2 separate regions of the Mus musculus genome follow, and region 1 is linked to region 2. A link is a contact called in ENCODE POLR2A ChIA-PET data. All regions are on one chromosome and are shown on one strand. The core of a region is the stretch at or near the end of the contact, and the rest is flanking DNA. Distances in the headings are between cores, read along the strand shown.

What was found. ChIA-PET counts read pairs that join two places held with the same protein, here RNA polymerase II (POLR2A).
Region 1: POLR2A ChIA-PET joins it to region 2 with 13 read pairs in embryonic stem cell. The contact joins the enhancer-like site here to the promoter of Ier2 in region 2. POLR2A ChIA-PET finds 5 or more read pairs at or near these places in 3 of 5 experiments (Patski and embryonic stem cell).

What each region holds. Positions count from the first base shown.
Region 1 is chr8:84,740,341-84,744,012 of GRCm38, forward strand. The region is part of intron 2 of Nfix (nuclear factor I/X); the gene reads right to left. Among named protein-coding and RNA genes, the nearest start is that of G430095P16Rik, 19 kb to the left of the region's middle. RefSeq lists an enhancer at 1,521-3,672. Within about 2 kb of position 1,676, at least 1 of the 3 ENCODE cell types and tissues checked has a DNase peak (open chromatin) inside an H3K27ac peak, as active enhancers do.
Region 2 is chr8:84,661,477-84,665,582 of GRCm38, forward strand. Ier2 (immediate early response 2) reads right to left here and starts at 1,376. Exons shown (of 1, transcript NM_010499.4): 1 at 1-1,376. The coding sequence starts at 1,275. The coding sequence ends at 610.

The sequences.
Region 1 (3,672 bases), core at 426-2,925, 79 kb after region 2:
CCCCAGAGGCCAGCAGAAGTGCCCCACAACCTTTTACACTCACCATCCCTATTTAAAGGAGTTCCCCAGTGTGTGTGTGTGTGTGTGTGTGTGTGTGTGTGTGTGTGTGTGTGTGTTACATGAAGCTCTCTTGACCTGGAGGAGAGGGCATGTGTCCAGCAGCCCCTCTCTTACAGCCCCCAAGAAGCCTGACTTTCTCCTTAGCCCTCCGGGAGCCCTGAGCAGCCCCTTCTGGGAGCAGAGCCAAAAAGATGGAAGCTTATAAGCTGCTAAAAGGGAAATGTGGGAGGTGGGTAGAGAAGGCCCTGGCCTCCAGGTAGTATGGACTAGGCCCTTAGGTCATGAGACTCCGCCCTTTTCTCAGGGAACAACATCTGGCTGGGAGGAAAAGCCTCTGCTTCACCCTAGCTGACACAACCTGGCCTGACTGATATCTAGCAGGGAGCAGTCTACAGGAGCAGACTAGAGCCCCCACCGCATCCTGAAACAGTGGTGTCTCAATACATATATTCTGACCCACATCCTGTGGGATACTCCTGAAAGTTTTTGGTTCATCTTCCCTCCTGAGCCTGAGTGGAAAGGGATCTAGGCGGGAAGGGCTTTATCAGGGAAAAGCCAAGGCTGGGGATGTCAGCTTGGTGGGAGCGAAAGCCTAAAGTCAGTCTCCGTTTTGCTCTAGGGCTCCACACACAGCTAATGGGAGGCTGGCAGCGGCAAATTGTTGTTTACTTTTAATTAAGTAAACAATGTCGGCTTTCCGCCTCCTCCCCTGCCATCCCAGCCAGTAATTTAGGGATGACAATGGGGTTGCTTCCTTCCTCCTGCCTTCTTCCTTGAGCACTCCTGCTAGCTCCCTTCTCCTCCACAGTTTTTGGAACTTGTGGCTACAGGGAGGGCTCCACCCAGAGGGACAGGACAACCTGAACCACCTTTGGCCCAACAGGTTCCACTTAGGGCTACCCAGGCCCAGGGCTGTGATTCTCCATCTCTGCTTCTCCAGAGCGACCAGGGCAGTCTTCCCCTGACAGCATGGAGTATGTAGCTGGTTCTCCTCCTCCTCTCCAGCCACACCTCTAAAAGCCATCAAGCAGGATAGCCAAACATTGGGGTGGGAGGCTGCATCAGCAGATGACAAAGCCTGAAGGCAGGAAGAGATTCCCACCTGTAGGCCCCAGAGTCCACAAGTCTCCCTCATCACCGGTAAGGGACCTTCTGGTCCAATCAGGAAGAGCCAGTGTTCCAAGCCAGCAGTCTATGTGCGGTACCAACTCTCCTCGGAAACTGAGCTGCCACGAGCTGCTTTTGTGGCCTTGGTTTCTGACATCACTATCTTGACATCTTTAACTTGAACAAGAGGCCCAGCGTTTTCATTTTGCTTTGAGTCCCACAAATTCTGCAGCTAGTTCTGTTCAGAGACCAGAACTGCGTGAGGGAAGGAAGAGAAAAGCAAGCAAGCTAAATCAGCCTTTCACCCACTGGGTTGTCCTGCCTAGGGCTAGGGTACTGAGCTCTGGAAGTGCAGAAGGGTCCTGCTTTGAGCTCCCAAGGAGGCTGAGTTCCAAATGAGGCAGCCTGGAAGACAGGATGCCACACAGGCAGATTTGTACCTGGGCTGATGGAGAACCAAGGCTCCTTAGAGAGCCTTTCTCTGTAAGCCAAACGCCACTTGGCAGGTGGCCTTGCTCTGAGCCCTCTGCACACAGTGGGTCTATAACTGCAGCAGACCTGTGTGGCAGCGGGGAGGAGCTCTCAGAACTCCTCTACCTCCTGAGATGAGGATGGTTGGGTCCAGAATCTAGCCCTGCCCAAGCAACTGGGGACTAAGGTGCCTCCGTTTAGGTGCATGGGGCAAGGGTAGGCAGAATGAGCTGTACACAGGCTGCTCCAAACCCTTGCCAAAGGGCGGGGTCTTCTTTAGCTCAAGCTGGCTGGGGCTGGATGCAATTTCAGCCGCAGAGCAGGGCTCGCTGGCTGGAAGCAATTTTCTCATTAGGACCCCAGGCCTGCTCGCTTGGTCTGTTCCCAGCCCTTACTCCCCTTCTGCGAAACCGCACCCCACAGGCCTCCCGATAGACCACTCACACGCACAGGGAACCGCACGTGTACTGAGTCAGAGAGGCGACTGTGGGGTCACCCCAGTGGGGCTAGGTTCAAGGAGAGCAGCGCTGGCACAAGGCCCTAGCACTGAGGCATACACATAAACAAGATCTCAGGCAGCTCAGGGGGAAAGGGACCCCGGACCCGGGATCAGAACACTGCCCTCACGTGACCCTCCGGAGTTACTCTCAGGCCGGGCACCAGCCTGTCTTGTTCAGGTGGGCCTGGGAGCCAGATCCCTTTCCCGGCCCCAGGCGCTGTAAGTGGAGGGTGGTCTCACGGAGCCAGGGGGAGCGCTGAGGCAGGAGGGGCGGCACCGCTCTGCTCCTCAGACACATGTGGTTGGACTTAAAAAGCTATTAGGGAGCGAGGCGCTGGCGGGAGTACGGCTGGCCCTCACACCAGAGGTGGGGGGGAGGGCAGATGCCGAGGCAGTGAGCTCAGCACTCGCTCCCTCCCTGGCAGTGTTGGACCCAGGGGACCCCCGCCCAGCAGGAGTACGGCAGGCTCTCAGGGGAGGGTGAGCAGACTTTGGGCCTGGGTCTTACTTGGCACAGGCTCTGTAAAGCTTGGGAGATTCTAGGCCTGCAGTGGAACAGCCTCTGGGGGAGGGGTGGCGAGCCTGGATCTGGCCCAGGAGGATACAGACAGGTCCTCAACCCCCAATAGCTTTTCTGGAACGGTGGTTGTTAGAGGTCTCCTTAAGGTAGGTAGGTAAGTAGGGGTAGGGGTGTGTGTGTGTGTGTGTGTGCGCGCACGTGCACGCTCGCGCTCTGAAGGGAGGGGGAGGGGAGATTATGAGAAGAGCAGGAGAGAACAGGGAAGGAAAAAAGGGCCCCACCCATCACGAGGCCAGAAAAAACTGATGGAAAGTTCTCTAGATCCGCCAGCTTGTAAAAAGTTCCCTTTCTTTCCAAATTATGAACATTTTTTAACAAGGGAGGAGGAGACCCAGGGCAGAGAGAGATCTAGGACTTCATTAGGACAGTATCTGTCGTGACCATGTACCACAGTGACTGGTGACTGAAGAGTGTGCATCTGCCTATATTCCAATGCGTTCTACTTCCAAAGTTAGGCTACCCCCCTACACACGCGCGCGCACACACACACACAGCCTACCCAAGGAGGCTGCCATGCTGTTACCAAGTAGGATAGGATAGGTGCCAGCAGGGGAACACACGTGCAGAGACAGAGATGGGGCAGGCGGATGTAGCCCTATCCCTGAGGGAAAGAATCACCCCCCCACCGGGTGCCAGCCTCAGCAACAGAAACAGGCCTTGAAGCTGCAGGGAAATATACCATCAGAGGCTCTGGAGGCCCTGCCCAGGTCCTGAGTCCACAGTCCAACCAAAGGGCAGCCAGAGTGAGGTACTCTCAATACTGACCATACTGAACCCGACTGGCTAGCGTGTGTGTGTGTGTGTGTGTGTGTGTGTGTGTGTGTGTGTGTGTGTGTGTGTGGCGGGGTGCTGGCCCTAGTCATACAGATAGGGATGCTTAGCTCCTACTAAGAAAGATCGGAGCACAGCCCAGCCTGCTCAGCACTTTGGCTGGCTCCTTCCTTGGGGGTCTCCC
Region 2 (4,106 bases), core at 126-2,625:
CTGTGTCTACGGCAGCAACTACGACCAGCGGCCCACCCGTCCCGCGGTGGTCCACGCCAGGCGATCATCTAGGTTGACCAGTCCCGGGGTCTCCAGCCACTTCAACTCTGATCGCAGATTTGATTGGTTCAGTTCAGGCTCACCCACAGCAGCCTGTGGGGGCGAGGTGACTCAAGTCACTTCCCAGTCCCTAGGGCGGGTCCACACCCTGGCCTCCTCCCAGGCCCCACACCCACGCAAGGCAACAGGAAGCACCCGCGTCTGTCCCATGACGCAACTCTGACCGCTTGCACAAGCGTGCCCACTTGTAGGGGCCGAAACGCGAATGGTAGTGAAACGGCCTTGAAAGGGCAGCCTGGCCCCTAGAGAGTTCGACCCTGAGATTCAAGATCTAGGTGTCCCTTCTCCAAGCCAAGGAAGGGACAGTCCTTTAATAGCACCTATGGACGCACGTCTGGGAGAAGGCGCCCGCGCCCCTCGCTCCTCAGTCCTTCCCCTGGCCTCTCGGCAGCTCGGGCCGCGGCTCTTCTTCACGGCCCCCGCCGGCCTTCGCCTCGGGTGTGCGTTCTCCGCTCCGGTGGCGCCGCTCGAAAGAAGCCACCAGAGCTCTCAGAAGGCCACCACAGCTCGCACCAGCACGTTGAGCATATTGTCGGCCGGGCGGCAGGCTGGCTTGGCCTCGCACGTGGGGGGCGTCGGCGGGGGCACGGCGGGTCCACAGTTCAGGAGACTGGAGAAGCGCCTTTGGAGGACGCGGGCGAGGTTAGGGAAGGCACCTTCGCTTTGTGCCGGAGGAAGCTGCAGGCGATCGGGAACCTCCGACGTCGCCTCCCCCTCCACCTCTTCTAGACGGGCCTTCTTGCTTGGTACCAGTCCGGCATCACTACCGTCGCTCAAATCGCTGCTGCTCCGGCGCTTGCGGCTGACTCTAGCGGGGGGCGGGTCACAGAGCGCAGGGGTCTCCTGGACTCGCAGCACTTCCTCTTGCGTATCCATGGGCTCCGGAGGCTGCACGGCTTCGGGGGACGCTACTTCCACTGCAACTTCGGCTTCCCGCGGCGGGTGCAGGCGAGGGTCAAGAGCCCTGCGGGATGGCGGGAACTCGGGCTGGTGGGCTTCTACCTTGGCTGAGAGGTAGACCTCTCGAGCGCTGCGCATAACGAGGGACAGCTGCAGACTCCGGTGGAGTCGCAAGCCACCTCGCTGCATGCGAGAGTGGTACATCTTCCATACCGACAGAGTCATGATGCGCTGCGCTTCTTTCTGTACTTCCATGCTTGTTCGACGAGAGTAGTTAAGTCGAGAATGGGTTAAGACGGGCGGTGCAGCCCAGACGACAAGCTTACAGCAGCAGGTACTCTGCTAGACGTTCGGGCGAGGGCAGCAAGCCGGAGCCTTTTAATATACTGAGAGTGACGTCACTGCAACACCACGCCCAACCAGAGGGCCTCATCCGGGCTTTCCACAGTGGCTAGCGAGTCCTTAAAGCAATAGGGATAAATTTACGCCTCGAAGGAAAAAGGACTTAACTACTGCAAGGAAGAACTTCCCCACTGCACCTTAAGACACTAGGTTCTGGGTTCTCAGAGTCACCAACGGGCCAGAGGATGAGGCCCACCAACGAGACGGATAGTGGGCGGTAATCTGACTGCAGTGGGGAAAACCCGGGACCGGGGTACATTCCCCGAGGGCACCGTTCATCTTGCCTACCAGCCTGCTAATTAATATTTTTTGAACAGTAAAAACGCTGCTACTTATTAAGCAGTTACTACACGCCAGTTACTACAGTGTTGAACTTTCTCTTTTTATTCAATGTCTCTGATCTCTCACCTCCACTCCATAGAAGATACAGTTTTCCAGGTGAGAAATAGGCAGCCACCTGACCAATATTTACTAAACGAATGATTATATGATTATACTATGGCGAAAGGATCAACTAAAGCCTGCAGCCCTTCTATCTCCACCTTTCTGGACATGGGTGGAAAGTGGGCACGGACACTGTACCCCGTAACCACAGATATCCACCACCTCACGACTGCTCTTTACTTTCAGCGTTAAAGATCTCCCAGTTTTCCGCAACCCAGTGGCATGGAAGTCCCAATGTCCATAGGGCCTGCGATCTTCCCTTGTCAATAGAGCAGTTTTCTGCCTTCATGCCCTCGTGAACGGAATTACTCCAAGAAAGACAGATATCTGGGTCGAGATGGCACAGTGGGTGGAGCCACTTGTTGCCAAGCCTAACGAACTCAGTTCGATTCCCGGTCCCACCGGTCCCACGCCGTACAAGAGAACAGACTTCTATACGATGTCTCACACACACACACACACACACACACACACACACACACACACACACACACACACACACACACACACACAGTAACAAAGAAAAGAAAAAAAGAAGTCGGTTCCACTTTGCATCACTTCCCAAGAAAAACTTGCTTCTAGTTGCAGAAGGGAGAAAAATTCAAATAACCCCTTTCATTTGCTGTGCAGGCCCTTTAAGAAACACCCCCTGCCAGCGGGCAGACTTCCCGCCACTGCAGCCGGCCGACTTCCCTGGCTAAATTTGGATGTAATGACGTAGGTTGGCGCCGCGAACCACTTCCGGATGCCCATATAAGAACAAGGGCAGCCGGTCTTAGCCCGAGGAGAGGGCTTCCGGGGCGGGGCCCCTTCCATCGGCGAGCACGCCCCTCCAATCCAGCCCTCAGGAGCCTAACTAAGTGTTGTCTCGGGTCGTTCGAGTCTGTTTGGTGCTACAGTTCTTTGGACAGTCTGCACGGCGTCCCGGAGAGAACTCGATGTTTCCTTCTCTCATGCTCTCACACGCTGCGGCACCGTCATGCGGGATGAGTCCGGGTGGAGTGAGATTCGCACCCTGTGGAGTTACGGAAAAACATCTTCGAAACCCTCCTGCACTCACATATGTAGAGGACAAAGTACTCAGTTCTTGGGCTGTTCTTTCTTCCCGTCTTCCTGGGGAAACTACCCGTGTACTCAGTGTTGGCGGCACGTCCCTTTACCTGCTGAGCCACCTTGCTGGCCTTTTATTAATTTTTTTTTTTTGAAACAAGATATCACCTTTATAGTTTCAGCTGTCCTGCACTGCTTCTGAGTGTTTTTTCTTTCTTTCTCCTTCTTTTCTCCTTTTTTTCTTTTTGTATTTTACCTGCTTGCATGCCTGTGCCAGAGGAGGGCATCGGATCTCCGGACATTGGGTCAGTTATGTGGGCGCTGGGAATCGAACCTGTGTTCTCTGAGAACAGCAATCATATTTTGTTTGTTTTGAGACAGGGTCTCACTATGTAGCTCTAGCTGTCCTAGGACTCATTTTGTAGACAAGGCTGGCCTCTGCCTCCCTAGTGCTAGGATTAAAAGCGTGAGCCACCGTGCTCAGCTACAACCGCTGAGCTAGCTAATTAATGTATTCCGTATCCCGCTGTCATCCCATAAGAGTTACACAAAAGCAAGATTATTGACATTGGCTAAAAAGGAAACTGAGGTTCCACAGTTGAGGTCCGACCCAGTTTTGTAGTAGGCTGCCAGTATGTGTATGCCCACAACCAAGATGGCCGAGGTGCAGGCGGAAGTCCACACGCTTTGGCCCTCTAGCGCCGCTCTTTCTTTTTTGGCGGTCGGGCTCTCGATGGTGGCATCCCTGGCGCGAAGGTGGCACCATGTATCGCTTTCTGCTAGGGAACAAGTTAGTCTGCTCCTGCTGGTTGGGGGTTCGAGCTGCGGGGAGGAGGGGATGATGATGTGTCTCTCTAGGATCCTTTGTAGTCCGAGGGTGAGTGACGGTGTCGGGGAAGGGGTGGAAGGGAGCCGTCTCGTAGCTAGTCAGTGCCAAGGTGTAGGCCACCCAGTGCGTGGGTCTCCCTGTAATGGAGTGAAAGGGTATTTGTTGGGATGTCTGGATCTCGGTTGGTTTGGGACCTCTGCCTGGAGTCGTGCTCCAGCAGTGAAGTGCAGAAAGCTGTGAATATGGTCTGTGGGCTGCGCCAGCGCTGGTGCGAGCCCCTGCAGGGAGACTCTGTAGTGGTCGGAAAGAGCTCGACTGAGCTGCGGAATAGCCTGAGTAGCATCATTGGGACCTCTGCGAC